Linked DNA regions of Homo sapiens: region 1 is linked to region 2. A link is a loop called in an ENCODE intact Hi-C map of the cell type or tissue named here. Cell type or tissue: ascending aorta. All regions are shown on one strand. Links, peaks and the distances in the headings refer to the core of each region. The heading gives the core; the rest is flanking DNA.

The links. A loop is a pair of places that touch in the nucleus more often than their neighbours do. Peaks named below come from ENCODE experiments on the same cell type or tissue, not always from the same donor. Only the 100,000 strongest peaks of a DNase experiment are listed, where the experiment ranks them.
Region 1: it touches region 2 in a loop (2.6-fold over the local background); 48 of 110 quality-filtered maps call a loop at or near these places.

What each region holds. Positions count from the first base shown.
Region 1 is chr7:137,991,749-137,994,660 of GRCh38, forward strand. The region is part of intron 1 of CREB3L2 (cAMP responsive element binding protein 3 like 2); the gene reads right to left. Among named protein-coding and RNA genes, the nearest start is that of CREB3L2, 8.9 kb to the right of the region's middle. In ascending aorta, for the core only: no CTCF peak of the experiment used is centred there; a DNase peak (open chromatin) is centred at 1,175; H3K4me3 peaks cover 870 bases; H3K27ac peaks cover 2,500 bases.
Region 2 is chr7:137,932,323-137,935,234 of GRCh38, forward strand. All of the region lies in intron 1 of CREB3L2 (cAMP responsive element binding protein 3 like 2), which reads right to left. Among named protein-coding and RNA genes, the nearest start is that of CREB3L2-AS1, 20 kb to the right of the region's middle. In ascending aorta, for the core only: no CTCF peak of the experiment used is centred there; DNase peaks (open chromatin) are centred at 699, 989 and 1,499; H3K4me3 peaks cover 1,875 bases; H3K27ac peaks cover 2,500 bases.

The DNA.
Region 1 (2,912 bases), core at 216-2,715, 59 kb after region 2:
ATACAAAAAATTAGCCAGGCATGGTGGTGGGCACCTGTAATCCCAGCTACTCGGGAGACTGAGGCACAAGAATCACTTGATCCTGGGACATGGAGGTTGCAGTGAGCCAAGATCACGCCATTGCACTCCAGCCTGGGCAACAGAGCAAGACTCTGCCTCAAAAAAAAAAAAAAGCTTTATCCTCCAAAGAAAAACTCTCTTCCAAGAACTACTGTTAATAATTCTAACAAGAATCGGGCATTAAAATATGGATGGTTCAGAATAACCCATCTCAATTCTTTAAAAAAAAATCCCCAAAGCTCTTCGTAATATCAGTAAAGTTCAAATAAACAGATTACACCTACACCAGAATACAGCAACTCAAAAGCAGGCAATTCAACATGAGGTAACTGTAGCTGAGCCCCAGAGCAGCTGTACACACAAGAGGAAAATATGGTACGTGATCTAAGAAGTTACGTCTCACTTTTGAATTGACCTTCCACACAGTCGAAAAGATTAGACCTACCCCCACAGGATGCCACAGAGGGTTTCCCAAGCCAAAGTACAAGCAAAAGTCTAGGCAAAACACAGCTTGCCTCTAATGAGTGACACGGACTGTAGAAGCAGCTGAATCCCAGGAATGACCCATGAGCTCCTCTTGGGTTTACACTGCAAGAGAGCTGAGTCACTCAACATGCCCTGAGATAAATGGGTGCAGCGATAAGAAGGATCAACATCCCAGCTCTTCTTTGAAACACATCAAGAAACACATGAAAATTCAAGGGTTACCCAGCCAGAGCTGTTCTGCTGCTCAGGTGGACCTAGCAGGCTTGAGTCAAACTCCAAAGATCTGCTTTTCGTCAAAAGACAAATAACAAGTATAAAAAACTGAGAACCAGATGCACTGAAGTTTATAGCAGAGCCCAGGGGAACATACAGAGAGAAGAGAAGGCCAAGTACCAAAACACTCACATTTAACAGCTGGTATGGAAGCCAGAAAAGGAGGAAGAACTAAGCTTGCCAGAGTGTCATGGAAGCCAAAGCAAAAACGAGTTATGAGACAATCCTGTGGTCAGTATTGCCAAATAGTCCCATGAGGCCCTGCAGGTAAGGACAGAGAAAAGACTATTGGATTTAGCAGCCAGGGAGAGGTTGAGCAGTAGGACCCAGCGGGCAGAGGATACAGGGTAGAGACTAAGGAAATGGAGGCCATGGCTGGTGACCACGCACTTGAGAAAACCTGGCAGTAAACAAGAGAAAAGAAATGAGTAAGAGGGAGCATCTGGCAAACATGTGTTCAAGGCAGAGGCCTGTGTTTACAGCACAATGTAGGAGCTGGAGAGGAGAGGAAATAAAGATGCATGAGAGAGAATAATGACAGGCTCTCTCCACTTTCTGAATGATGTCAGACTCCTAAGGTTGGGACACCTTGTTCTCAAAGAGAAGACATTTGACTTAGGGGATAGGTTGGAAAAGTACTTCTATTATGGATCAGGCAGTGACATGCAAAGAAACTGAAATCCAAATAGGTGAAGTAATGTACCCAAGGTCACCAGAGAGCCTGTGTCCCTCAACATCAAAATGGCCTGCCTTGAAAGCCCACCCTTTCCACCATGCCATCAACTCCACTCCCACTGGAAACAGGGACTGTTTCAATCACCCCACGCCCACCTTGTTCTCTAATCAAAACAAGAAAAGATATCAACACTGAATTACCCAAGTCACTATTATACTGAATTTTCACATTTGCAAAACCGTTTACAAGAATCCAGAGTTTATTTGTTTGTTTGCTCATTTATTTATTTATTTTGAGACAGGGTCTCACTCTGTTGCCCAGTCCGGAGTATAGAGGCGTGATCACAGCTCACTGTAAACTCAACCTCCTGGGCTCAAGCGATCCTCCTGCCTCAGCCTCTGAAAGCGCTGGGATTACAAGCATGGGCTACCACGTCTTGCCCAGAGTTTTAAAAATATATAAAAACAGGCCAAAGCCACCCAGCTTATCCATTTTCCAGGACTGCCTCACTCTACTTAACTATGCATCAAGCACTTACGATTCTCTGGGCATCCTGCACTTGACTAAGGACCATGAGGGTATAGAAGAGACAGTCATGTCTCCTGTCCTCAAGGAACTTGTGCTGAGCAAATCTCTACTGCTCTATGTCTTACATTCCCCATAGATAAAATGGCCCATCTTCTCCCATGTGCCTCATGAATAACCTATACAATTTGATTCAAGGAAAAATCAAGATCCCTTAGCACTTCATTTAGAAAGGCCAGGGTGCATCCACTGAGCAGGGAAAAAGAGAAATAGGCTCAAGGTTGATCCAGAGACAGTGGGTCTCATTATTTCCTTTCCATCCTGATTCCACAGGGGCAGAAAACAAGGGCAGCACTCCCTCACTCATAAGATCACTCATTTGGACAATTCAGATGCCCTGCAACCATAGGCCTCAATCCTACCAAATGCCCAGCTAAGGCTTAAGGCTATTTACCCCAAGAGAGTCACCAGACAGCGTAGAGCCATGTCAGGCTGAGGCCGGCAGTTTTAGCTGCAGACAGGCACATGTGCCCTCATCAATATTTGAACAGCCATATGCAACTGGAAAAATTGCTTCTTTGAAAAATGGCATTTAGCTTGCCACCTGCTGTCGATCCCAAACAGAACAAATCATTCTTGTCCTGCATGGTAAGCATGATTACAGGCTCAGCTAGCTACCTCCAGCCCTGGTATTCTACTCTGACGCCAAGAGTCCAGATAATACAGTTAATTCTACATCTCCTAGTTAGTGAGTCAAGACATAGCCATAATCTCCTCCTGGCTCCCACCCCTCCCTAGCCTTTCCCTGCACTTTCAAGAGGCTATTTCTACATCTATAGTCTTCTTTCACTGGGCATTGGTAGCACAGCTAAATAATATTCTTAGAACTTTG
Region 2 (2,912 bases), core at 302-2,801:
ACACAAAAGTTTTGTTTTCAGAATGTGGTTTAAAGGCATAAATAAATAAAAACATACAAATTTGATGATCCACCCTCAGAGACTTTGACTTAGGAAGTTAAAGACGTCTATATTAAAACTACCACCTAGGCCGGGCGCAGTGGCTCACACCTGTAATCCCCACACTTTGGGAGGCAGAGGTAGGCAAATGGCTTGAGCCTAGGAGTTCAAGGCCAGCCTGGGCAACATGGCAAGACCCCATCTCTACAAAAAATAAACAACAACAACAACAACAACAAAAAACTCACACCACCAGTCCTTCTATGCTCACCTCAGTTTCTCAATCACTGGCTCCATTTCCACTCAACAGTCCTCTCCCTACGCCACTTTACAGTTAAGTCCCTAGAAGCTTACAAAGTTCCTACAAGTTCAAATATGCCCAAGGTAAGAGGAAGATTCAAGGATTTTGCAGCTACTGTGTGTTAAACTTCAGACAGACGCTGGGGATACAAAATAATAAATAAGAAACTAGAAAATGCCCATGCCCTGCCAGAGTTTACCACTTAGGTCAGTGCTCAAAGTTTTATGTGCAGATAAATTACCTGGGGCTCCTAAGCCGTCGCTTCTGACTCACAGGTCTAAGCAGGCCCGAGATTCTGCATTTTTCATCAGCTCCCAGGTAACGCTGTGACTCCACAGACCACACTCTGGGCAGCAAGGAGCAGAACAGTGGCAAGGCTAAGATTAGAACCAGACTTCCTGATTATACAACAATCTAAGTCAGCATCTGATTGCTTAAGTAGCTCCCCAAGGACAAATTTCCTGGTTGCCTGATGGTGACTATTCTACAACTGTTTGACAGAGATCCTTTGAAGACAAAACTAAGTTAACAAAAAGAGAAATAAATAACAGAATGTAACACGCAAATGCAAGAGGTAAACCCACAGTCCCTGCATTTCCAAGCCACAGTTTTGTTCCCTGAACTACAAGGTCAAGTCCCGATCTGCTGTGCTGGCCACTAAAGCTCTGGAATCCCATTCTATCCCGAGGCAACGCTCTCTTTGATTGGCCAGGCTTTCCTATGGAAGTTGCCCAGGTTGGCGCACTCTGCTGACACTCTGTTTTCTTTCTTCTGAGCAGCACTAATGAATGTTTTCATGAACATCCCCTGGATAACCAATAATAAACGTTCTCTAACTCTGCTAACTTTCCCTGAACTCCCCCTACTTTGGATTATGCAGTAATTCTCATGTTACAAACCATTCAGCACTAACGATAGACAGTTTTGAAGCATTCACAGTTGTTATCAAGTTTATTATCATAACCTCCCCTCTGGAAAAGGATCCTCCTCAGAAGTCTAACTGTGCCTAAACACCCACCCACACCCAAGAATTTAGCAAGGTGGTGAGCTCTCAGTAGGTTCAGGGAGATCCTTGTGATGGAAAAGAAACCGGTTCCAACCAGATGCTATGACTCAGCCCAGCAAATTAGCTCCAGCTGGGTGTCCTTGGCAGTGGTGGGCTCCAAGACTCAGCAGACAGGTCAACATCCCATTGCTGGTGCCAGGATCGGGCCAGAGTGGGCCCATCTTTAATGCCAGCCAGTTGGAAAGGGGCCTTATGGTCCTGAAGGCCAAAAACCAGAGAAAGGAGCAAAGTGAGCCTCGAGGAGGAAGCCTTTCTGGATACTGCAAACGCTTTAGCGAAGTACTGCTCATGTGAACCCAAGGGTTATGGGATTTTAGTTTAATTCCTTCAAAGGCAATGGCATAATAACATTTTAGCATTCTAATATTTGAATCAAACTTTATGAGTTTACAAAATAATTTCATAACCTTTTTCTCACTCAATACTCACGACAATCCTGTAAATTGGCTTTTAGTCCATTGTCCAAGATCTCTGTCCCCTACTGAGAGACCTTGAGCTAGGGTACTCATGTCAAATTGACTGAATTTTTTTTCCTTATTGTTTCTCCTAGGAAAGAGATATTTAAGCCTCACAATACAACTGTATGGAGAGGTTCTAACAAGTGTAAAACCATGATGGTGATGATCATGGATAATGATGTTGTCAGGATTAGGTGCTAGACTTGTGTGATGGACTAAGTACTTGACATACTCGATTTTCAGAAAATGAAAACATGTCCCCATTTACAGATCAGAAAACTGGGGCTCAGGATAATTAGCTATTTTGCCCTGAGATGCACAGCTGATGAAAGGTGAAACTGATATTCTAGCCCATGTTCAGCCAGTTCCAAATCACAGGCACTTTCTACAGCATGCTCCCTCATTTGTGTCAGCCTCTAAAGCTAGATAAAGATAGGCTCACAGACGGTCATCCGCTATGAACACATGGTCTCCTGCACTAAACCTGTAGAAACATGCCAAGAGTTTGTTAGAAGGAGAGGCTCCTGGTATCACTTGCTGTGATACATCAGCAATAAGGATGGAGATACTTATTCGGCCTTAATGCATGTTTCTGCCAAAGGATTCAAGCAACATCACAGAATCTCTCAGTTGGAAGAAACCTCCTAATAGGATTGAACCCCTGCCTCACAACATAAATGTTCTTCACCCAGTTCAGAGAATACACATGGCAACTTCCCTTAAAAATTTGTGTCAAGTTTTATCTCCCCATTATCTTAAGATTCTGAATTAAACATCCTGCAACTATCCCATAAAGTTTTGTCTCCCTTTATTCTTATAAACACAACACCTTCATTGCAATCCTAATGGTCACAGTATGGCATTGTGGCAATGTAGCTTTGGAGTCAGTCAGCCCTAAATTTGAATCCTGGCTGTGCAAGCCTGAGGAAGATATGTCCATACTCCAAACCTTGGTTTATGAGGTTAACAATAATGCCGGCAAAGTGAAGTTAACAATAGTTCCGGCCTTGTGTCATGAGAATTAAACTAAATAATGCACGTAATACAC